Regions from separate parts of the Homo sapiens genome. Here region 1 is linked to region 2. A link is an interaction called in ENCODE POLR2A ChIA-PET data of the cell type or tissue named here. Cell type or tissue: B cell. All regions are shown on one strand. Links, peaks and the distances in the headings refer to the core of each region. The heading gives the core; the rest is flanking DNA. Region 1 has its middle 17 kb from the start of TUBG2. Region 2 overlaps CNTNAP1 (contactin associated protein 1).

The links. ChIA-PET counts read pairs that join two places held together with the same protein. Peaks named below come from ENCODE experiments on the same cell type or tissue, not always from the same donor. Only the 100,000 strongest peaks of a DNase experiment are listed, where the experiment ranks them.
Region 1: POLR2A ChIA-PET joins it to region 2 with 11 read pairs; 5 of 35 experiments call an interaction of 5 or more read pairs at or near these places.

Annotation. Positions count from the first base shown.
Region 1 is chr17:42,633,765-42,649,968 of GRCh38, forward strand. It overlaps the pseudogene ATP5MGP7 and the pseudogene HMGB3P27. Among named protein-coding and RNA genes, the nearest start is that of TUBG2, 17 kb to the right of the region's middle. In B cell, for the core only: no CTCF peak of the experiment used is centred there; no DNase peak of the experiment used is centred there; H3K27me3 peaks cover 1,273 bases.
Region 2 is chr17:42,697,728-42,705,388 of GRCh38, forward strand. It overlaps CNTNAP1 (contactin associated protein 1), which reads left to right. Exons shown (of 24, transcript NM_003632.3): 22 at 1-72; 23 at 176-223; 24 at 891-2,266. The coding sequence ends at 1,183. EZH1 (enhancer of zeste 1 polycomb repressive complex 2 subunit) reads right to left here. Exons shown (of 21, transcript NM_001991.5): 17 at 7,361-7,456; 18 at 6,875-6,956; 19 at 6,013-6,093; 20 at 5,150-5,234; 21 at 2,548-4,865. The coding sequence ends at 4,805. Among named protein-coding and RNA genes, the nearest start is that of MIR6780A, 6.6 kb to the right of the region's middle. RefSeq lists a cis regulatory region at 976-2,157 and enhancers at 976-2,157, 7,123-7,661. In B cell, for the core only: no CTCF peak of the experiment used is centred there; a DNase peak (open chromatin) is centred at 4,924; H3K27ac peaks cover 788 bases.

The sequences.
Region 1 (16,204 bases), core at 4,959-9,958, 61 kb before region 2:
TAAAATATCCTTAAAAAGCTATATCTTCTCTCTCTTTTTTTTCCCATTTCTTTTTAGAGATCGGGCCTCACTCTGTCACCCAGGCTAGGGTGCAGTGGCATAATCATAGCCCACTGCGGCCTCGAACTCCTGGAAATATTTGGAACTATAGGCAGGGGCCACCATGCGTGTGTTTTTTTGGGCTTTTTTTTTTTTTTTTTTTTTTTTGGTAGAGACAGGGTCTTCCTATGTTGCCCAGGCTGGTTTCAAACTCCTGGTCCCAAGGGATCCTGCCATCTTGGCCTTGGGAGTCCAAGGGATTATACGCATATAATCCCAAATCCTGGGATTATACACATGTGCCACTGTGCCCAGCCTCCTGTCTTCAATTAGAGTGTGAAATTACTATTCTGAGAACTTTACAGTGTTGATTTTTTTTTTTTTTTGAGGCAGTCTCTCTCTGTCGCCCAGGCTGGAGTGCAGTGGCGCCATCTCGGCTCACTGCAAACTCTGCCTCCCCGGCTCAAGCCATTCTCCTGCCTCAGCCTCCCGAGTCGCTGGGACTACAGGCACCCACCACCACGCCCGGCTAATTTTTTGTATTTTTAGTAGAGACGGGGTTTCACGGTGTTAGCCAGGATGGTCTCGATCCCCTGACCTCATGATCCGCCTGCCTCAGCCTCCCAAAGTGCTGGGATTACAGGCGTGAGCCACCGCACCCGGCCTACAGTGTTGATTTAACAAACCAAATGATAGTAGGAAACTAAAATCATGTCAAATGTTAATGCTTAATAACAATATCCTAAATAGTTTTTAATTTAAAAATTTGCCTAGCACTGTGTTACTAACCTGTAGTCCTACCTACTACTAGGAGGCTGAGGCAAGAGAATTGCTTCAGCCCCAGGAGTTCAAGGTTGCAGTGAGCTATGATCATGCCACTACACTCCAGTCTGGGCAACAGAGAGACTCTGTTTCTACAAAAATAAATAAATAAGTAATAAATATCAATTAAATCAAAATGGACTAAAATTCTCAACATACATATAAAAATAATGGAAGCAGGCCAGGCGTAGTGGCTCACGCCTGTAATCCCAGCACTTTGGGAGGCCAAGATGGGCGGATCACCTAAGGTCAGGAGTTCAAGACCAGCCTGGCCAACATGGCAAAACCCTGTCTCTACTAAAAATACAAAAATTATCTGGGTGTGGTGGCAGGTGCCTGTAATCCCACCTACTCTGGAGGCTGAGGCAGGAGAATCGCTTGAACCTGGGAGGAGGAGGTTGTAGTGAGCTGAGATTGCACCATTGCACTCCAGCCTGGGCGACAAGAGCAAGACTCCATCTCAAAAAATAATAATAATAAAATAAATAATGGAAGATGTAGGAATAAAGGAATAATAACTTAATCCCAGATACTTAAAAAAATCAATTTACAAAATATAATAACATATTAAAACTTTATGTAAGAAATATATTTTACCATATTAGAAAATATTTCAGGCTGGGGACAGTGGCTCATGCCTGTAATCCCAGCACTTTGGGAGGCCAACATGGGAGGATCGCTTGAGGCTAGGCGTTCAAGACCAGCCTGGGCAACATATCAAGACCCCGACTCTATTACATTTTAAAAAAATATTTTAAGTTTTGGTCAGGCACGGTGTCTCAAGCCTGTAATCCCAGCACTTTGGGAGGCTGAGGCGGGTGGATCACTTGAGGTCAGGAGTTGGAGACCAGCCTGGCCAACATGGTGAAACGCCCATCTCTACTAAAAAAACAAAAATTAGCCGGGCATGGTTGTAGGCGCCTGTAATCTCAGTTACTCAGGAGGCTGGGGCAGGAGAATTGCTGGAACCCAGGAGGTGGAGGCTGCAATGAGCCGAGATCACGCCATTGCACTCCAGCCTGGGTGACAAGAGCAAAACTCCATCTCAAAAGAAGAAAAAAAAAGGTATTTGTGAAAGCATAGAAGCACAAATGGTTGGAATAGCAGGATCTTTTCTTTTCTTTTCTTTTTTGAGACAGGGTCTCGCTCTGTCACCCAGGCGGGAGTGCAGCGGCAAGAGCTTAGCTCACTGCAACCTATGCCTCCTGAGTCCAAGCAATCCACCCACTTCAGCCTCCCGAGTAGCTAAGACTACAGGCACATGACACCATGCCCGGCTAATTTTTGTTCTTTATATAGAAGCGGGATTTCACCATTGCCCAGGCTAGTTTCGAACTCCTGGACTCAAGTGATCTGACCACCTCAGCCTCCCAAAATGCTGGGATTATAGGCGTGAGCCACTGCGCCAGCCCAACAGCAGGATCTTAGAAAGGATCTCTGACAAAAGGCCCAACATAAATATATAATTGGTTAAATAGAAATCATGTTTAAGAAGGAAAAAAAATATGTGTAATTTTCCTAATAAAAGGAAAATACAGACCATGCACATAATACTAATACTATTATTTGTAAATGATTCAAATACATTTTTGAAAAAGAGAAGGATCTGAGTTTCCTCATTCACGATACGGTGAGTTAAACTAGACTTGTGTGCTTATAATGGGCCATAGGTGTGCTGGATCGGGACCCTTCCGCTCTGGCTGGAGCCTGCAGGCAGCCCATCCTGCAGCAAGCTGCTTCTTCCCTTCCCTTTTCTTGGGGTGTTGGATAACTTCTTCATTTTCTATGTGAACCCTCTGCAAGAAAGCCCGGGAAGCCTACTTAAGAAATGAGCTCCAGGTCCTGCTTAGGTCTAGCATGTGTCACTGTACCTCTAATAAATCATCATGATGCACTGTAGCAACAAGACAAACAGACAGAACCTCCATGTTGCACAAAAGGTAATGAAAATGACAGAAATGGCCGGGCGCAGTGGGTCACGCCTGTAATCCCAGAACTTTGGGAGGCTGAGGCAGGGAGATCACAAGGTCAGGAAATCAAGAACATCCTGGCCAACATGGTGGAACCCCATCTCTACTAAAAATACAAAAATTAGCTGGGCATGGTGGCGGGTGCCTGTAGTCCCAGCTACTTGGGAGGCTGAGGTAGGAGAAACGCTTTAACCCAGGAGGCGGAGGTTGCAGTGAGCTGAGATCGTGCCACTGCACTCCAGCCTGGTGACAGAGCAAGACTCCATCTTAAAAAAAAAAAATGACAGAAATACCCCTATTCTTCTAATAGCTACATTTCTGTAAGTTAAATACTTCAAAAAAGTTAGGGCTGGGCGAGGTGGCTCACACCTGTAATCCCAGCACTTTGGGAGGCTGAGGCGGGCGGATCACGAGGTCAGGAGATCGAGACCATCCTGGCTAACACGGTGAAACCCCGTCTCTACTAAAAATACAAAAATTAGCTGGGCGCGGTGGCGGGCGCCTGTAGTCCCAGCTACTCGGGAGGCTGAGGCAGGAGAATGGCGTGAACCCGGGAGGTGGAGCTTGCAGTGAGCCAAGATCGTGCCACTGCACTCCAGCCTGGGCGACAGAGCAAGACTCCGTCTCAAAAAAAAAAAAAAAAGTTGGATGGGGTCTTGCTATGTTGCCCAGGCTGGCACTTTTCTGTCTTTCTTTCCTTTTTTTTTTTTTTTAGACAGAGTCTCACTCTGTCATCCAGGCTGGAGTGCAGTGGTGCAATCTTGGCCCACTGCAACCTCTGCCTCCCAGGATCACATAATTCTCATGCCTCAGCCTCCCTAGGATTAGAGGTGTGCACCACTATCACCAGCTAATTTTTGTATTTTTAATAGAGACAGGATTTCACCATGTTGGCCAGGCTGGTCTCAAACTACTCGAACAAGTAATCTTCCCACCTCGGCCTCCTAAAGTGCCAGGATTACAGGTGTGAGCCACCTTGCCCGGCCTCAAATTTATGTTTGGAATAAGTTTTCCATTTAAAAGCAACTGTGGGCCGGGTGTGGTAGTTCATGGCTGTAGTCCCAGCACTTTGGGAGGCCGAGGTTGGCGGATCACCTGAGGTCAGGAGTTTGAGACCAGCTTGGCCAACATGGTGAAACTTCATCTCTACTAAAATACAAAAATTAGCTGGGTATGGTGGTGCGCACCTGTAATCCCAGCTACTTGGGAGGCTGAGGCAGGAGAATCGCTTGAACCTGGGAGGCATAGCTGAATCCTGAACATGTAACTTCAATCTGATCAGTTATGTATCTTTTCAATGCTCTTCAATAAAAGAAAGAAAAAGACTCAATTAAGCATATTGTAGAGCAGTGCTTCTTAAACTTGAATATGTGTACAAACAACCCAGGAACCTCCTAAAAATGTAGATTTAGATTCAGTAGGTCTGCATGTAGTGGGGCGTGAGACGGTATGTTTTTCTTTTCCTTTTTGTAAAAATAGAGACAGGATCTCTGTCACCCAGGCTGGGGTACAGTGGCTCGACCTTGGCTCACCGCAATCTCCGCCTCCCGGGCTCAAGTTATCCTCCCACCTCAGCCTCCCCAGTAGCTGGGACCACAGGTGTGTGCCACCATATCCAGCTAATTTTTGCATTTTTTATATTTTTATATTTTTTGTAGGGTTTCTCCATGTTGCCCAGGCTGGTCTTGAACTCCTGGTCTCAAGCGATCAGACTTGGCCTCCCAAAGTGCTGGGATTACAGGCTTGAGCCACTGCACCTGGCCTTGCTTTTCCTTTTTTTGAGACAGGGTCTGGCTCTGTCCCCCAGGCTAGAATGCAGTGACGCCATCATGGCTTACTGCAGTCTCAGCCTCCTAGGTTTAAGGGGTCCTTCCACCTCAGCCTCTGAGTAGCTGGGACTACAGACGTGCACCAACACACCTGGCTGATTTTTTTTTTTTTTGGTAGAGATGGGGGTCTCCCCATATTGCCCAGGCTGGTCTCAAACTCCTGGGCTCAAGCGATCCGCTCACCTCAGCCTCCCAAAGTGCTGGGATTACAGGTGTGAGTCACTGCACCCGGCTGAAATGGTATATTTTAAGCAAGCTCCCAGGTTGTCCAGAACCACACAGTGAAGAGCATGGCTACAGAACGGTGGTTCTCACACTTTCGGTGCATGAGAATCACTGGGAGGGCTTGTTAAACCAGATCGTTGGGCCCACCCCCAGGGTTTCTGACTTAGAAGGTCTGGGGTGGCATATGATATTCTGCATTTCTAACAAGTTTCTCCATGATACTGATGTTGCCTGTCCGGGGACCACACTTGGAGATCCACTGCTGCCAAGGAAAGCATATTAGATTGTGAGAGTCAAAACCCGGGTTACTAACTGGCCCTATGACTCTATCAGGTAGAAATGCATTCAACAGAACAACCAATTAACAGTAGCTTAAACAAATAATAGTTTGTTTTTCTCATTTGTTAAATCCAGAGGTGGGCAGTCCAGGTCTGGGGTGCTTCTTAGAAAGTCAGCAAGAACACGTGGTCTTTCTTTCTTTCTGCTCCACCATCACTAACGTGGCTTTTGCGTTCATAGGCACAAGATGGCTGTGGAACCAAGTTCCTAGCAGAAAGAAGGGAGCAGAGACTGGGCATGGTGGCTCACACCTGGAATCCCAGCAGTTTGGGAGATGGAGGCAGGATAATTACTTGAGCCCAGGAGTTTGAGACCAGCCTGGGCAATGTGGTGAAACCTGGTCTCTACAGAAAAAAACACAAAAATTAGCTGGGAGGCATGCACCTGTAGTCCCAGCTACTTGGGAGGCTGAGGTGGGAGGATCACCTGAGCCCGGGAGGTTGAGGCTGCAATGAGCCGAGATCATGCCACTGCACTCCAGCCTGGGTGATGGAGTGAGACCCTGTTAAAAAAGAAAAAAAAAAAAGGAAGGAGGGAGGGAGGGAACGAGAGAGAGAGAGAGGAAGAAGGAAGGAAGGGAGGGAGGGAGGGAGGGAGGAAGGAAGGTAGGTAGGAAGGAGCAGAGCCAATGGGGAAGGAGCATCCAGCTTCACTTGCCCTTTTGAGAAAGTTTACCCAGGAGCCCTGCTCCATGACTTCTGCTTACATCTCGTTGGCCTGAACTGTGGCAAACACAGACCAATCACTGGGCGGCAACTAGGGTGAAAGGGTGAGACTTGCTGCTTGACACTGTCTGCCACAGGGACCTCTGATGTAGACACAAAATCTTAAGCCATGCATAGTAGCACGCATTTGTAGTCCCAGCTACTTGGAAGACTGAGGCAGGAAGATTGTGTGAGTCCAAGAATTGGAGGCCAGCCTGGGCAACAGAGCGAGACCCTCTCTCTCTGTCTCTCTCTCTTTGAAACAGAGTCTTGTTTTGTCACCCAGGCTGGTGTGCAGTGGTGCAAAGACTGCAGCCTCGGCCTCCTGGCCTCAAGCGATCCTCCCACTTAGGCCTCCCAAAGTGCTGGGATTAGAGGTGTTAGCCACCATGCCCAAGACAAGGTCTTGCTCTGTTGCCCAGGCTGCAGTGTGGTGGGATGATCTCATCTCACTGCAGTGACCCTATCTCTTAAACAAAAAAATCTTAATATAATTTCAATGCTACAGAAGCTCCCAAAAGTAGGCACGTACCTCAGCTCTGTGACCCTCAGTCTGCTTATCCATAAAATGTATGAGATGCATGACTGGCATTTTGCGTAGGACAATTCATCAGCGTGTGGAGCTCTCCTGTGCATCGCAGAGTGTTTAGCCTCTCTAATCTCTAGGTACCAAATGCCAGTATCACCCACCCACAGCATTGTGATAAAACCAAAGGCCTCTGTGGGTTTGCAAATACCTTCTGGTTGGGTGGGGTATGGGAGGGGACCACCTTCCTGGGCTGGAAACCACCATACTTTTTTTTTTTTTCTGTCACCCAGGCTGGAGTGCAATAGTGTGATCGTAGTTCACTGCAGCCTCAAACTCCTGGGCTCAAGCAATCCTCCCACCTCAGCCTTTGGAGTAGCTAGAAGTACAGGCACACAACACCATGCTCATCTAATTTTTAGGTTTTTTTAAGAGACGGCGGTTTCATTGTGTTGCCCAGGCTGTAGCCTCTTTTATAAAGGTTAGAGGTTTTTCTGTTTTGTTCTGTTTTTTTTAACTTTCTCTGTTGCCAGGCTGAAGTGCAATGGCACAATCTTGGCTCACTGCAACCTCCACCTCCCAGGTTCAAGCGATTCTCCTGCCTCAGCCTCCCAAGTAGCTGGGATTACAGGTGCATGCCATCACATCCGTCTGATTTTTGTATTTTTAGTAGAAGCAGGATTTCGTTATGTTGGTTAGGCTGGTCTCGAACCCCTGACCTCAAGTGATCCTCCTGCCTCAGCCTCCCAAAGTGCTGGGATTACAGCAGTGAGCCACTGCACCTGGCCTCTATCTACTATTGTTCCAATGATCTAATGACTTCAAAATCACTCCTCCATATTTCCAGAAGACCTTCCTCTCCACATTGGGTGGCGGGGCAGGGGGGGGGGGGGGTCTCACTCTCATCCCAGGTGACTTTTATTACGTTGGTGCAAAAGTAGTTGCAGTTTTTGCCATTACCTTTATTTTATTTTATTTATTTATTTATTTTTTGAGACGGAGTCTCGCACTGTTGCCCGGGCTAGAGTGCAGTGGCACAATCTCAGTTCACTGCAACCTCTGCCTCCTAGGTTCAAGCAATTCTCCCGCCTCAGCCTCCCAAGTAGCTGGGATTACAGGCATCTGCTACCACGCCCGGCTAATTTTTTGTATTTTTAGTAGAGATGGGGTTTCCCTATGTAGGCCAGGCTGTTCTCCAGTGCCTGACCTCATGATCCACCTGAGATCATGCTGGGATTACAGGCGTGAGCCACCGCGACCGGCCTATTTTTTTATTTTTTATCTATTTATTTTTTGAGACAGAGTCTCACTCTGCTACCTAGGCTAGAGCGCTATGGCTCCATCTTGGCTCAGTGCAACCTCTGCCTCCCAGGTTCAGGTGATTCTCCTGCCTAAGCCTCCTGAGTAGCTGGAATTACAGGTGCCCACCGCCACATCTCGCTAATTTTTGTATTTTTAGTAGAGACGGGTTTCATCATGTTTGTTGGCCAGGCTGGTTTCAAACCCCTGACCTCAGGGGATCTGCCCACCTTGGCCTCCCAAAGTACTGGGAATACAGACGTGAGCTGCCGCACCCGGCTGCCATTACCTTTAATGGCAAAAAGCACAATTACTTTTGCATCAACCTAATATGTCCATCTGGATGGTCCTGGCTGGACTGGCAGTTCCCCTTTACCAACACCCTTTACCTCTTCTCTATTTCACTTGCCCACACAGTGGCCAGAGCCCAGCACTTGCCATCCATGAACTATTCCTTAACCTTAAACTTCACTAGCTCTGGCCGGGCATGGTGGCTGTAACCCCAGCACTTTGGGAGGCCAACGCGGGCAGATCACTTGAGGTCAGGAGTTCGAGACCAGCCTGGCCAGCATGGTGAAACCCCGTCTCTACTAAAAATACAAAAATTAGCCAGGCGTGATGGTGCATGCCTGTAGTCCCAGCTACTCTGGAGGCTGAGGCAGGAGAATTGCTAGAACCCAAGAGGCAGAGGTTGCAGTGAGCTGAGATCATGCCATTGCACTCCAGCCTGGGCAACAGAGCAAGGTTCTGTCTTTAAAAAAAAAAAAAAAACTTCAGTGGGTCATCCGTGGTTCATCCCTTCCTGCATCTCCACTTTCTCATTCCCTTGGTCTCATTCTTCTTCCCTGTGTTTATTCACCCTCCTCAGCTATCAGCCCCATTCTAGCTTCACATTCTTCTTCCTGCAGCCTGGATATGCTGATCCATGCTTCTTCCATTCCCCTGATCCTCCCCTCATCCTCCTGGGAGAACCCCAGCCCTGGTTCCAGCTGACTTTCTGCCCTCTTATCCCACACTTGGCAGCTGAGCACTGATGGAGGCAGTGCACACCCAAGCAGGTGGTTGCCATGACAACCCGGTGGTCTCTGGCCACTCCACTCCTGGGCTGGGAGCTCTTCTGGGCTGTCCTTGTCAGTCCTTTCTGTTTCCTACCTTTATCCTCCTCCCTTCTCATTGTAACTCTCGACAGATAACTTCACTCCTACTTGTAGGTGAAAATAGAAGCCATCAGGCAGAAGCCCCCCTCAATTCCTGCCCCCCACTCCCACCCCACTGAAACATTTATTTTTATCCACTCTTATTCTTTCCTCCCTTTTATTGTGGGAAAGGTTTCCTTCCTGTACTTAATCCCTCCACCTGAGCCCTGCATCCCAGTAGTTCAGCCTCCTCAGGGACCTTGGCTCTCAAAATCGCCTCTCTGCCCTTGCAGTATTTTAACATGTTAGCCTCTCTTCTCTCCTAAAAAGCCAGGTTCCCCAGACACTACAAGTCTCCCTTTCTCTCTTTTCTCTTGGAGCAAGGGTTCCTAACCTTTTTTAACTGTGGATTCCTTCGGCAGTCTGGTGGGGGTTTTTTTGTTTTTTTTTTTTGTTTTTTGAGGCGGAGTCTCGCTCTGTCACCCAGGCTGGAGTGCAGTGGCGCAACCTCTGCCTTCCCGGTTCAAGCAATCCTCCTGCCTCCGCCTCCCAAGTAGCTGGGATTACAGATGCCCACCACCACGCCCAGCTAATTTTTTTGTATTTTTAGTACAAAAATACCATGTTGGCCAGGCTGGTCTCGAAACTCCTGACCTCAGGTGATCCGCCTGCCTCAGCCTCCCAAAGTGCTGGGATTATAGGCATGGGCCACCGCCCCGGTGTTTTTTGAATACATAAAATGATACACATAGAATTACCACAGGAACCAATTATATACAATATGTTGTTACAATATTTTTAAGTTGCCTGAATAATTTTTGACATAGTTATACATTTTCTTTTATTTTGTGTCCTTTATTAATGCATTCAATAACGAGATCTTGAAGTGGGCCTAATAACTTCTGTATTTAATTTTTTTTTTTAGAGACAAGGTCTCACTCTGTTGCCCAGGCTAGAGTGCAATGGCACGATCATAGCTTACTGTAACTTCAAACTCCTGGGCTCAAGCAATCCTCCTGCCTTAGCCTCCCAAAGTGCTGGAACTATAGGCATGTGCCACCATGCCTGGCTAATTTTTATTTATTTATTTATTTTTTTGTAGAGAGAGGGGGTCTGCATGTTGCCCAGGCTGGTCTCAAACTCCTGGGCTCAATTGATCCTCTCACCTTGGCATCCCAAAATGCTGGGATTACAGGTGTGAGCCATCACACCCAGCAATTTCTGTATTTTTAAAATATTGATAATTATAAGCAATATTTTGCTACAGCTGCATCAAAAAACTTTTTTTCACTAGCTGAGCATGGCAGCATGTGCCTGTAGTTCCAGCTACTCAGTAGGCTGAGGTGGGAGGATTGCTTGCGCCTGAGAGGTTGAGGTTCCAGTGCATGGTGATTATATCACTGTACTTCAGCCTGGGCAACAGAGCGAGACCCTGAACCCTCCAAAAAAAAGTGTATACTCACCGACCACTTCCTTATCTTCCACACATCTCAATTTTATGATTTCTCAAACATCCCTTTGTGCCAACTGTGTATAAGGTTAAGCAGTGATTGTTTTGGCAGCACATATACTAAAATTGGAATGATACAGAGATTAGCAAAATTAAATTAAAAATTCAAAAATACAAAAAGGATAAGTAACCTTTTGCAATCTAGTTTTTACTCCATGGCCCAGGGCCACTAGTCTTCCCAAAGGTTCCAATGGTCCCTTGAATTTTTTTATTTTATTTTATTTTTTTGAGACAGAGTCTCACTCTGTTGCCCAGGCTGGAGTGCAAGTGCCATTCACTCAGCTCACTGCCACCTCTGCCTCCCAACCTCAAGCAATTCTCCTCCATCAGCCTTCAAGTAGCTGGGATTACAGGTGCGCACCACCATGCCTGGCTAATTTTTGTATTTTTAGTAGAGATGGGGTTTCACCATGTTGGCCAGGCTGGTCTCAAACTCCTGACCTCAAATAGTCCATCCACTTAGGCCTCCCAAAGTGCAGGCTGGGATTACAGGCACGAGCCACCGTGCCTGGGCCCTTGAATTTAAAGCACATTTTCTGGCCGGGTGTGGTGGCTCACGCCTGTAATCCCAGCGCTTTGGGAGGCTGAGGTGGGTGGATCACGAGGTCAGGAGATTTAGACCATCCTGGCTAACATGGTGAAACCCTGTCTCTACTAAAAAATACAAAAAAATTAACTGGGCATGGTGGCGGGTGCCTGTAGTCCCAGCTACTTGGGAGGCTGAGGCAGGAGAATGGTGTGAACCCGGGAGGTGGAACTTGCAGTGAGCCTAGATCGCGCCACTGCACTCCAGCCTGGGTGACAGAACAAGACTCCGTCTTGAAAATAAATAAATAAATAAAAAATAAAGCACATTTTCTTTTCTTTTTTTTTGAGACAGTTTTGCTCCTGTTGCTCAGGTTGGAGTGCAATGGCGCAATCTCAGTTTACCTCACACCACCTCCATCTCCCGGGTTCAAGTGATTCTCCTGCCTCAGCCTCCTGAGTAACTGGGACTACAGGTATGCGCCACCATGCCTGGCTAATTTTGTATTTTTAGTAGAGATGGGGGTTTCTCCATGTTGTTTAGGCTGGTCTCGAACTTCTGATCTCAGGTGATCCACCCGCTTCAGCCTCCCAAAGTGCTGGGATTACAGGTGTGAGCCACCACGCCTGGCTTTTCTTTTCTTTTTTTTTTTAATAGGCATGTTTCAGAGCTCAGTTTGATTACGTAACATCTAGCATGAGTGACTCCATTCTGGTTTGGTCTGGATCGCTAGGGCCTAGGACAGGAGGCTAGTCTAAAGCAATGGACTCCTGTAAATTGTATTTAACAGCATGAATAGGATCTTCCACGGAGAATATGTGGTCTGGGAACATCCTAGATTGGAAGAGGACTAGACTACAACCTGACAGTGAATGGCAAAGAAAAATGAAGGAGCCAGCAAAAAAAGCAGAAAGAAAACTGGCGTGTGTCAGTATGGTTTCATTGCCTACCCCTTCATTTGGGACAAAGCCTCGATTTCGTTTTGCATTCCACCCTTCCTCCAAGTGGTTCAGCAATGAGTCCTGATTAATCCAAGCCAATCACTGTTATCACAATTCCCTGCCAGGGACTGATTTAGGAAGGGGCATATAATACAATACAGGCCAGTGAGATGTGAGGATAAAGACTTCTGGGGGCTTCTGGGGAAGGTCTCCTCATTGGTTAAAAATAAAGAGACATATGGGAAAAGACACACTCTCTAGCTGCATTTTTTCATGTTGGGATATAGCATTGGAATGACTTGTATTAGGGTTTTCCAGAGAAACAGAACCAGTAGGTTCTAGATATAGATATACAGATAGATATTTATATATGAGGAGATTTATAGGAATTGGCTCATGTGGTTATAGAGGCCAGGAAGACCCATGATATGCTCTCTGCAAGCTGGAGAACCTGGAAAGCCAGTGTGTAATTCTGTCTGAGTCCAAACGCCAGGTAATCAGCTGAGGGCCAATGATGTGGGTCCCACTCTGAGTTTGGAAGCCCAAGTCCGAGGGTAGGAGGAAATGGGTGTCTCAGCGCAAGCAGAGAGAGGGAGTTCACCCTTGCTCGATCCTTTTGTTCTATTCAGGCCTTTAATGAATTGGGTGATGCCTACCCACACTGGGAGAGCCATCTGCTTCACTCAGTTCATCAGCTCAAATGAGAATCCCTTCCAGAAACACCCTCACAGACACAGCCAGAAATAATGTTTTACCGGTTATCTGGGCATCCCTTAGCCCAGTCAAGTAATACACCCAATTAACCATCACACACTGCTGCAGTCATCCTCGAACAGTGCAGAGAGCACCTTTAGGACAAGCCATCGTCTTCAGGGTGGTAGATCAGAATGGTGGACGGTAGCTGGGAGCAACAGCTCATGCATGTAATCCCAGCACTTTGGGAGGCCAAGGCAGGCAGATTGCTTGATCCCAGGAGTTCAAGACTAGTCTGGGTGACATGGTGAAACCCTGTCTCTACCAAAAAAAAAAAAAAAACAAAAAAATTAGCTGGGCATGGTGGTGCATGCCTGTACTCCCAGCTACTTGGGAGGCTGAGGCAGGAGGATCATTTGAGCCCAGACGTCGAGGCTGTGGCGGGCCAAAATCATGCCACTGTACTCCAGCCTGGGTGATAGAGTGAGACCCTATCTCAAAAAAAAAAAAAAAAAAAAAAAAAGGTGGAAGGCACCCAAGTCCCTGATGACACTGCTGAGCCTTCAAATTAATCAGCCCTGAAGCTCTTCAAATGTGAGGTATATTTTTCCTATGGTTCAAGCTACTTGACTTGGATTCTTTTTTTTTTATTTGCAGCTAAAGGCACAGCCATAGAGAAGAATACTGCAAGAGCCTAGGCGGCAGAAAGCTCCAAAGAGGAAACGAGTTGGCATCTGAGGCTGCAGGGAAATGGAGTCATATGGAGACAGAAAAAGGTACTTTAGGCTGGGTGTGGTGGTGCATGCCTGTAATCCTAGCTACTTGGGAGGCTGAGGCAGGAGAATCGCTTGAACCCAGGAGGCAGAGGTTGCAGTGAGCCGAGATCGCACCACTGCACCGTGCCAGCCTGGGCAACAAGAGTGAAACTTCATCTCAAAAAAAAAAAAAAAAGAAAGAAAAAAAGGCCAGGCACAGTGGCTCATGCCTGTAATCCCAGCACTTTGAGGGCCAAGGCAGGAGGATCACTTGAGATCAGGAGTTTGAGACCAGCCTGGCCAACATGGTGAAACCTGGTTTCTACTAAAAATACAAAAATTACCTGGGCATGGTGGTGCGCGCTGGTAATCCCAGCTACTCGAGAGACTGAGGCAGGAGAATCGCTTGAACCTGGGAGGCGGAGTTTGCAGTGAGGCAAGATCATGCCATAGCACTCCAACCTGGGTGGTAGAGCGAGACTCTGTCTCAAAAAAAAAAAAAATTAAATTAAATAAATTTTAAAAAACCACACCACGAGATTCACAGCACCCAATCTAAAGAGCTCAGTTTACCTGTTGCCATGATAATGAGGCCCCCTCTGTTTCAATCCTGTAAGGAAATCGCTTTGAAACAACCAATCCACTTTTTGTTCTCTGTTTCTGCTTTCCTCAGTCCTTTTCTGTCTATAAAACCAATCTTTTGGATGTTCAGCTGCCTGTTTGGGGTGACGGACTTTCCATCCTAGAACCACGGCCTAATTTGTCCGTAACCTCACAGAGGTGACTCTGGCGCTAGTGAACAATGCTGCTGTGACTTATGTGAAACCTCAACTGGCCACATTTTGGTACTATGCCAAAGTTGAGCTGGTTCCTCCACCCCTGTTGAGATCCCTAGAGCTATCCAAAGCCTGGGGGAAAAAAATAAGTCACTAGTGCTCAAACTGGTAGCTTCAAACCGCTCACAGTTAAGGAAGTGGTGCTGAATGATTTGGTGGCCACTGAGGTGTGAATGTGGTTTTATGTTGGAGAGATCACAGGCAAGTGTGGCATGATTGGCTATAATATTTGAAGAACAAGACTAGTGAACAATACAGTCAGGATGGCTAAAGGTGACCCCAAGAAACCAAAGGGCAAGATGTCTGCTTATGCCTTCTTTGTGCAGACGTGCAGAGAAGAACATAAGAAGAAAAACCCAAAAGTCCCCATCAATTTTGCAGAATTTTCCAAAAAGTGCTCTGAGAGGTGGAAGACAATGTCCAAGAAAGAGAAATCTAAATTCAATGAACTGGCAAAGGCGGATAAAGTGCACTATGATCAGGAAATTAAGGATTATGGACCAGCTAAAGGAGGCAAGAAGAAGGATCCTAATGCCCCCAAAAGGCCACCGTCTGGATTCTTCCTGTTCTGTTCAGAATTCTGCCCCAAGAGCAAATCCACAAACCCCGGCATCCCTATTGGAGACGTGGCAAAAAAGCTGGGTGAGATGTGGAAGAACTTAAATGACAGTGAAAAGCAGCCTTACATCACTCAGGCGGCAAAGCTGAAGGAAAAGTATGAGAAGGATGTTGCTGTCTATAAGTCGAAAGGAAAGTCTGATGGCGCAAAGGGTCCTGCTAAAGTTGCCCAGAAAAAGGTGGAAGAGGAAGATGAAGACGAGGAGTTCTGTATTCTACACTCGGTGCTAACTTTTTGGTATGTCTATTGCCTTCACAAAACCATATGACTTTGGTTTGCTATCTCTATTTTCTGAGCTTAAAATAGTGTGCAAGGCCGGGCGTGGTGGCTCACACCTGTAATCCCAACACTTTGGGAGGCCGAGGCAGGTGGATTACCTGAGGTCAGGAGTTTGAGACCAGCCTGGCCAACATGGAGAAACCGTGTCTCTACTAGAAATACAAAATTAACCGGGCGTTGTGGCTCATGCCTGTAGTCTCAGCTACTGGGGAGGCTGAGGCAGGAGAATCGCTTGAACCTGGGAGGCGGAGGTTGCAGTGAACCGATCGTGCCGTTGCACTCCAGCCTGGGCAACAAGAGTGAAACTCCGTCTCAAAACAAAACAAAACAAAACAAAACAGTGTGCAAACTTGCAGGTGTACCCACTGAACCTAGAATAAGAGTTGGAAAGAAAAAAATATATATATGGCAAATAAATCTATAAAGAAAAGGGGCCGGGCGCGGTGGCTCACACCGGTAATCCCAGCACTTTGGGAGGCTGAGGTGGGCGGATCACAAGGTTAGGAGACCGAGACCATCCTGGCTAACACGGTGAAACCCCATCTCTACTAAAAATACAAAAAATTAGCTGGGCGTGGTGGTGGGCGCCTGTAGTTCCAGCTACTTGGGAGGCTGAGGCAGGAGAATGGCGTGAACTGAAGGAGTGGAGTTTGCAGTGAGCCGACATCGCGCCACTGCACTCCAGCTTGGGCGATAGAGCAAGGCTCCATCTCAAAAAAAAAAAAAAAAACTATCAAGAAAAAAATTCCAGTGTTCCAGCCTAGTATAGATGCATAATAAAAAAAGAATAATCAAATGATCTACAAACAGGATTACTTTTAGGCTTATTTTCTTTTTCCTGTTCCTTGAGAAAACAATACAGAAACAGGGCTGGGCGCGGTGGCTCAAGCCTGTAATCCCAGCACTTTGGGAGGCCAAGACGGGCGGATCACAAGGTCAGGAGATCGAGACCATCCTGGCTAACACGGTGAAACCCCGTCTCTACTAAAAACACAAAAAATTAGCCAGGCGCGGTGGCAGCGGCTGTAGTCCCAGCTACTCAGGAGGCTGAGGCAGGAGAATAGTGTGAACCCGGGAGGCGGAGCTTGCAGTGAGCCGAGATCGCGCCACTGCACTCTAGCCTGGGCGACAGAGCAAGACTCCCTCTCCGAAAAAA
Region 2 (7,661 bases), core at 1,839-6,838:
CTAATTGCGGAGCTATGCCACGTCTTGTTTCAGAGGTGCCACCTGAGCTTGATCCCTGGTATCTGCCCCCAGGTACATTCCCAGGACACAGAGGACAGAAGGGAGGGATGACACGGAAGGGAATGATTCTTAACATGGAGGAGGCATCTCCTAACTGGTGCTTTCTCCTCTCCAGACTTCCCCTACTACCATGATGAAGGATGGGTTGCCATACTTTTAGGCTGTGAGTAGCACTGATCACTAAGCTGACCTCCCAAGACTACCCTCTGACTGTCAGCATCCTTTCCCTGCCCCTGATCCCCAAGGCTGCAGGATGGCAAAGGCACTAGATGCACAATGGCACAAAGGATGATGAGACAGGCTATGCTGAAGGTGCCATATAACTGGGCAGAGATTTTTAGATGTTTGAGGATGAGACAGGCTATGCTGAAGGTGACATATAACTGGGCAGAGATTTTTAGATGTTTGAGGATGCTACAGATTTTTAAATAAAATATTAAAATGAGACTATAGCTAAGGGATGGGAAAATGGGGATACAGTAACACCTAGAGAGATAAGAAATTGGGGTAACTACCAGGGATGTGGAAAGAGAATATTAGAAACAGAAGGTGGCAGGGGGTAAGCCAGGAATTCAAACCTGCCAGACACTTGAGATGAGTTTAGTGTGGTCGAACAGCTAACTGAGGGTCATACATTATGCTTTTGGCCAAAAGTAAATGTGTGTGTGTGTGTGTGTGTGTGTGTGTGTGTGTGCAGGTGAAATCCCAAAGTGTGTGTATGTATACAGGTGAAATCTCAAAGAGTGCGTGTGTGTGTGTGTGTGTGTGTGTGTGTGTGTGTATACAGGTGAGATCCCAAAGATCTGAATTGTCCCTTTTCTTCTTTTCAGTTTTGGTGGCCTTTCTGCTGCTGGGGCTGGTGGGAATGTTGGTGCTCTTCTATCTGCAAAATCATCGCTATAAGGGCTCCTACCATACCAATGAGCCCAAGGCTGCCCACGAGTACCATCCTGGCAGCAAACCTCCCCTACCCACTTCAGGCCCTGCCCAGGTCCCCACCCCTACAGCAGCTCCCAACCAAGCTCCAGCCTCAGCCCCAGCCCCAGCCCCAACTCCAGCCCCAGCCCCTGGCCCCCGGGATCAGAACCTACCCCAGATCCTGGAGGAGTCCAGGTCTGAATGAGTCAGAAGGGCTTCTGGGACCAATTCCAGCTCCTGACATTCCCCCAGTCCTGCCTCTCCCCCATCCTATCAGGGACATTTGGCTCCTCTTAGCTGGCTCTGCTCATCCAGAGGATATTCCCCCATCCCCCCCCCATCAAGTTTGGTGGGCAGAGCTACAGATGGGACCCAAGGGAGTGGCCGAGCCTCACTGCCTAAACCAATGCCCTTCTCATCCCTGTTTCCCCAGGCTCCTGGCTGTTTATCTGCCCCAAAGGAGAAGCCTCATGGGGTTGACATAGGTCCTTTCTGCCATCTCTGTTCCAGCTGCTGTCAGGGATTAACAACAGAGTGTAGGGGAGATTAACTGCCTCCCTTCCAATAGACACTATCAGCAGGGACAGATGTGTGGGAGTGCAGGGCTGCAGAGGGTATGGGGGGAGGAGGCTGCTAAACCCTATCCCCCAGCCTCCCCCCTGCCCTGAAGATCTTCCATTTGCTTCCACTCAGCTGGAGGCTCAAGAGGGCTTGATGGCTGTCCCCTGCCCCCCTCCTTTTGTTTTGTACACAGAGACCAAGAGGCCTCAGTTTAGCACCTTAGTACCTCCGCTGCTTCACTTGCTTTAGCCAAAGCCATAAAAAACCTGCAACGTAGAGAAAATAATGCAGATACCCTGACTAGCCAGCCCTCTACTCCTCCAACCTTTTCCAAGATATGCAATGGCCTTTGTGCCTGCCCAAAGGCTTCGCCCCCTCCAGTGCATGAGGAACCCTCTTTCCTCCGCTCAGAGATGCTGCTTCATTTACCCAGGAGGTCATATTCTTTATATATATTTTTTGTTGCAAAGTGTCTCTCTAGAGAAACTCTATATATTATTCGAATTTTTAAATTATTTGTTTATATATAAAAGAAAAGCTCAATTGGCTGTGCTGTCCTGTGCTGTGCTGTGCCCACAGTCTGTAGTTTGCCTTTCCTGTGTTGGAAGTGTCGTGAGTCCTGCTGGTCACCCACCAGCCTGGTCCGGCCTCCACTCTGAAGCAGGGTTGAGCCTGCTGTGCTCTCAGACGCGGAGCCGTTCCAATAAAGCAGAGTGGCAGAGCCCCAGTCTGTGTGTGGTAGCTGGCGTCGTGGTTAGGGGATAAGTGGGATGATTTTAAGGGAACTAATCTGAGGGCTCAGGAATTTCTAGAAGGAGCTCTCAGAATCCTTGCATCACCTTCCAGGGACTTGACTGACTGGCTCTTGCCAGAACCCCCATCTCCCCCTTTCCCAGATCTCAGTGGGTAAGTGGGGATCAGAATGCTGATGCTTCGGCCCAACCTGCTCCTGGACCCCATCCCTGGATCCTTCCAGCCCCAAAGCACACAGTACACAACTTGCCAAAATGGATTCTAACACTTTATTAAGAGGTCACAAGCCACAGGACTTTAAAGTGCATGAAATTTATTGGCAATGAAGCCGCATGTATACCAGGCTCCCCTAGTCCCCACCACCTTGCCCCATCCATCATGACGTGGTGGGGAGGGGTTGAGACCCATCTTTAAAAGTGGGGGACAGCAGGGACAAAGGATGGGAAACTGGAGGAACAGGAGTATTCATGAACTGAAGCTGGGACAGGAGACTGACCACAGTGATTCTGCTCACTGAAGGAAGGGTGGGGTCAGTCTAGTCTCTCAAAGGCTGGTGAAAAGTTTTTTTTCACCTATTCCTCACAGCGAGCCCCTGGCATTTCAAATAGACCTAACTCCTCCTCTTCATCTTTCTCTGGTTTTCTCCTCTATGAGTAATTTGGAACCCACAGTCCAGCTTGAGGGTATCCCTGATATGCACAATGAATACAAACCACGGCGGATGCAGATTTCAGGATCATGCTGGGGCCTGGCCCATTTGGGTGGGAGGAGCTTTCTGTCAGGAGTTGCTGGGTGCGGGGTACGTGTGTGCCCTCCAGTGTGGTGAGTGAGAGCATGTGAGTGTGTGTGCATGTCCCATACCAAACCGTAAGAGGCAGCTGGGTCAGGAGGAACCCCACTTCTTCCTTCATGGGACAACAAGTGGAGTGGGAAGAAGCGGGGCTCTGAGTCCCAGAAAGAAGGGAGAAGCCTGCTCCCTACTGTAACACTCCCAGGCCAATCTATACCCGCCCACACCCTTTCTACTCAACATACTGCTCCTTGTTCCCAGCCAGCCCGGCACACCCACCATGGACACAGGGCAGCTCTTGCTGGCCCCATTCACATGAAATTCTTCTGTGTGAAACTCACTCGTCTGCCTCTCCCAGGAGATGAGACAGGACTGGAGGAGAATCTCCCACCCTCTCTTCTTCCCCCTCCCTCAGGAGTGGGATTTAGGCAGGGACCCTAGAGACCTTAGGCCAAACTCTACCCCAATCTATAGACCTTTTAAAAGAAATGGTTAAAGTGCTTTGCTCTGCATGAATGCCAGAGAGGGTGGCACCACAGCCTGGGACAGGTGGTCTACCTGCTTCTTCTCCCACTTCAGATACCCTCTGCCAGTGTGCCCTGCACACGGGGTGCCAGCCTAAACGCGTGCAATTTAGCCCCTCACCAACCTTGGAACATATTCTAACTCACCCTTTCCAAACAGCAGGCACTACAGACAGGAAAGCAGATTACACCAATCTTTCTCCTCTCTAGTCCAAGCCTGTGCCCACCTACCCTGAAGCGATAAGCAACACTGGCCATTGGGCCTTGCCTCTATGGGGAATGGAAGGCCTGAAAACACCCACAAATCCAGCGAGCCAGGATGCTCACACCTGCCAGGCATACCCCTAATGCTTCTTCAATAGCAGCATAATGCTTGCCTGCAGCTGCTAAGCCAGAACTTTGGAGGAGCTGGAGCACTGGTGTCTGTTCCCAGGAATCTGAAAACACTTCTCCATCTATCTCCAGAGTACACAGAGAAGGCTTTCTCAAAGCCTCCTGGGCCCAAGCTTAGCAGTTTAACTACTATCATCTGGCTGGTTCTCCCTCTCTGGCTAAGGAAGGATGGCGTAGCTTTCCTTCCCCCAGCCTTGAATGCCTGTACTTAGAACCCACACTCTTTCAGTTTGAGCCCTGCCACGAGGGAGGAGGTAGTAAGGTGACCTGTCTACCTCTGAGTTCAGTCTGTGCTGCCTGCCAGGCTCGCCTCTAACCCAGACCACTTGTAGGCTCCAGGGACCACACTTCACTTAGCCTGTCCTCTCCAGGTCTTAGGACCACAGAGGTTTGCCTGCATCCCAATAACATAAGGACTCTTGATGTGGAAAGCTACAATTACAGGCTAGCGCTTGTTGGGAACTGCCTAAGTTGATTCCTGAGGCCACAGCCTGGGGAGCCGACACGAAATCACGCATAAGTCATCCACCCCAGCCTGTGCTCGCTTCTTCTGAGGCCAGAGAAACAGTCTCCCATTTCTGTAACTCTCTGTCCTGGGAGACCAAGCCCTAGCTGCCTCTGTCTCCCCTCTCATTGAGACAGTTTTGTGCCCTCTGGACATGGCAGAGGCCTCACTACAGAGGGAGTGGGTTGGGGGGTTTCTCAGTGTGGGAGACACAGTGCAGGAGACTCGAGCAGCAGTGGTGTGAGCACGAAAGCCAAGACAGTGCCGCTACCATAAGTGCTGCCGTGGGGCCTGGGAGGGCTAAAGGACGTCGGTCTCCCTCTCGATCCCCACGTACTTGAGAGCATCAGCTTGGCTGTACCTGTCCCAGAGCAGGGAAGAGGAACCAGGTTACTCTCATGACTTTTGTGATTGAAAAGGCGGAGTCCCCTCCCGTTTCACTTCCCCTCCCACTCCTTAAGGGCTGTTTACAATGGTCCCACTTCTGAGGCAAGGCACCAGATATCAGAACAAGGGACACAGCCTTATTCACCGGGAGACTCTCTCCTCCATCTCCATTACCCTCCCTGAGCCCCCAAATCTATTCCAACAGCCACTCTTTCCAATTCCTGGGCCACATCCCAAGGACCATTACTGGCACCTCACCTGTAATCAAAGAAGAGCTCTTCGCCAGCTTGAATTGCCCTCTTGGCAAAGATCCCAATCCGATGGTCTCCATTCACCATGACCACTGCAAGCAGGATAAACCCGAGGCTAGGTTCCTACCCAACTCCAAGTCAATAACCAGTAGGCTTCTGGGTTGATTTTCTCCAAATTCCCAGTGAAAACATGAATCAAATGGAATTAGAAAGTAGTCAATATGGTAGTTGCCTCTATGCTTTTAGATCTGTTATTATGGCAGAAAAATTATCTTTATTATTATTATAAGTGGGGTTTTTTGTTTTGTTTTGTTTTGTTTTTTGAGACAGAGTCTTGCTCTGTTGCCCAGGCTGGAGTGCAGTGGCATGATCTTGGCTCATTGCAACCTCTGCCTCCAGGGTTCAAGCGATTCTTGTGCCTCAGCCACCTGAGTAGCTGGGACTACAGGTGCACACCACCACGCCCCCCAGCTGATTTTTGTATTTTTAGTAGAGATGGGGTTTCACCATGTTTGCTAGGCTGGTCTTGAACTCCTGGCCTCAAGTGATCCACCTGCCTCAGCCTCCCAAAGTGCTGGGATTACAGGCGTAAGCCACCACACCCAGCCTATTATTATTTTGTGAGATGGGTCTCACTATGTTGCTCAGGCTGGTTAAATCATGTTTGTGGGAAAGTGTTTATAATGTATTCGCTGAAAAAAGCAGATTAGAAAACTAAGATTGAGAGGGGCCTAAAATGATACCAGATATTAATCATGATTATCTTTGGACAAAAAATAGCTCAGCTAAGGAAAATGTTCAACAACGAATGGAAATCACAGTAAAGAGGCATCCATCCCCCACCCCACCTCCCAGGTTACTGGGACTCACCTTTGGCATAACAGTTGGGATTCACTGAATGATTTGCAAATCGAATTTTGTTTCCTTTCCGAGTAGCATCCACTACAAAATCTGTATAAAGTAAATCAAGGAAAACCATAAGCACAGCAGGCAATTCCACAGCTTCTCAGCTTGAATTTAAAATCAGTTAAATGGTAACAGAAACACTTTAGTCTGATGGGAATGTTGAAGCCCAGTGTGCTAACAGGAGCAGAGGAAAGCATGCAGCCTCAGAATTCAGCCTTGTGTGGGAGCACTCCCTTTGGGTCCCTCTTTGAATTATGGATCTTCTCATCTACTGGGCAGGGAGATTTCTCAGGTAAAGACGCTCAGCACTCCTATTACAAACAGAACCCAGAAATGGAGGTTCTTCCAAAGCAAGGGCACTGTGGCCTGTGGGATCCCCAAGTGTGATCCTGCCCCCTTGCTCTATGCATCTGCTGGAAGATTCGGAGCTGATCTAAACTTGGACTACAGCAAGGGCAATCTGGTAGAAAGATCACCTTGGGGCCAAGTGCGGTGGCTTACTCCTGTAATCCTAGCACTTTGGGAGGCCGAGGCGGGTGGATCACTTGAGGCCAGGAGTTCGATACCAGCCTGGCCAACATGGTGAAACCCAGTCTCTACTAAAAATACAAAAATATTAGCCGGGCATGGTGGCAGGTGCTTGTAGTCCCAGCTACTCGGGAGGCTGAGGCAGGAGAATCACTTGAACCCGGGAGGCAGAGGGTAGAGGCTACAGTGAGCCAAGATCGCACCATTGCACCCTAGCCTGGGCAACAGAGCAAGACTCCGTCTCAAAAAAAGAAAAAAAAAAAAGACCACCTTGGGATGAGACAAAGTGACTTCATACCATTATTGAGGTTGAAGAGGAAGCTGGACATGTATTTGTCATAGACCTTTCCGCGTCGATCAGCCTCATCCTGAGAGATGAGCTAGAGAGATAGACAAATAACAAATAGGAGTATCAGGCTGCCTGCTCAGGGCATGGTACCCTGCCCCCAGAAAGGGCTGGGTGGTATCTCACATGGGTGCTTACTGAGCATCATGATGAGAATCACAAGAGAGCAAGTTCAAGTTATGCTGTTCCAATTCCCACCCAGGCCAACCAGTTTTAAGGCTGAAAAGAGCCCCCCTCATCTCTTGTGTCTGGAGTTGCCAAAGAGTTGAACAGTGGTTTCAGTACTGCAAACGGTTCTGTGGGATCTCCCCAAGAGGCCACGTGAGAACACAGCTGAGTTATTTAGAGATTAATTCAAAGAAGCCTGGCCCACAGAAAATCAGAGTTTCTCATCAGTCTCCCCCGAGTAAGAATGTGGGCCAAAACTATAGCACTCACCTCACCACAGTATTCAGAAATGAATTCGTTCTTCTGCACAGACTCCTTTATGAAGGTGCCCCATCCGGCCACATCAGAGGGGGCCAGCAGCAGGTGCTGGGGAAGAGGGGGCCAAGTCTCAGACTACAGGGTGTGCATGAGTAGGGGGTGTGTGCTGGATGTGCACATGTGTGGTGGGGGTGGGGTGGAAAGAACCAGCAACTGTTAAGAGGATCTGAAAGCAGAAAAAGGTCTAACCCATTCTTTTCTGCTTGGGAGAGAAAAGAAAATGGGAGGTGGTGACGAACGGAAATAGGATATC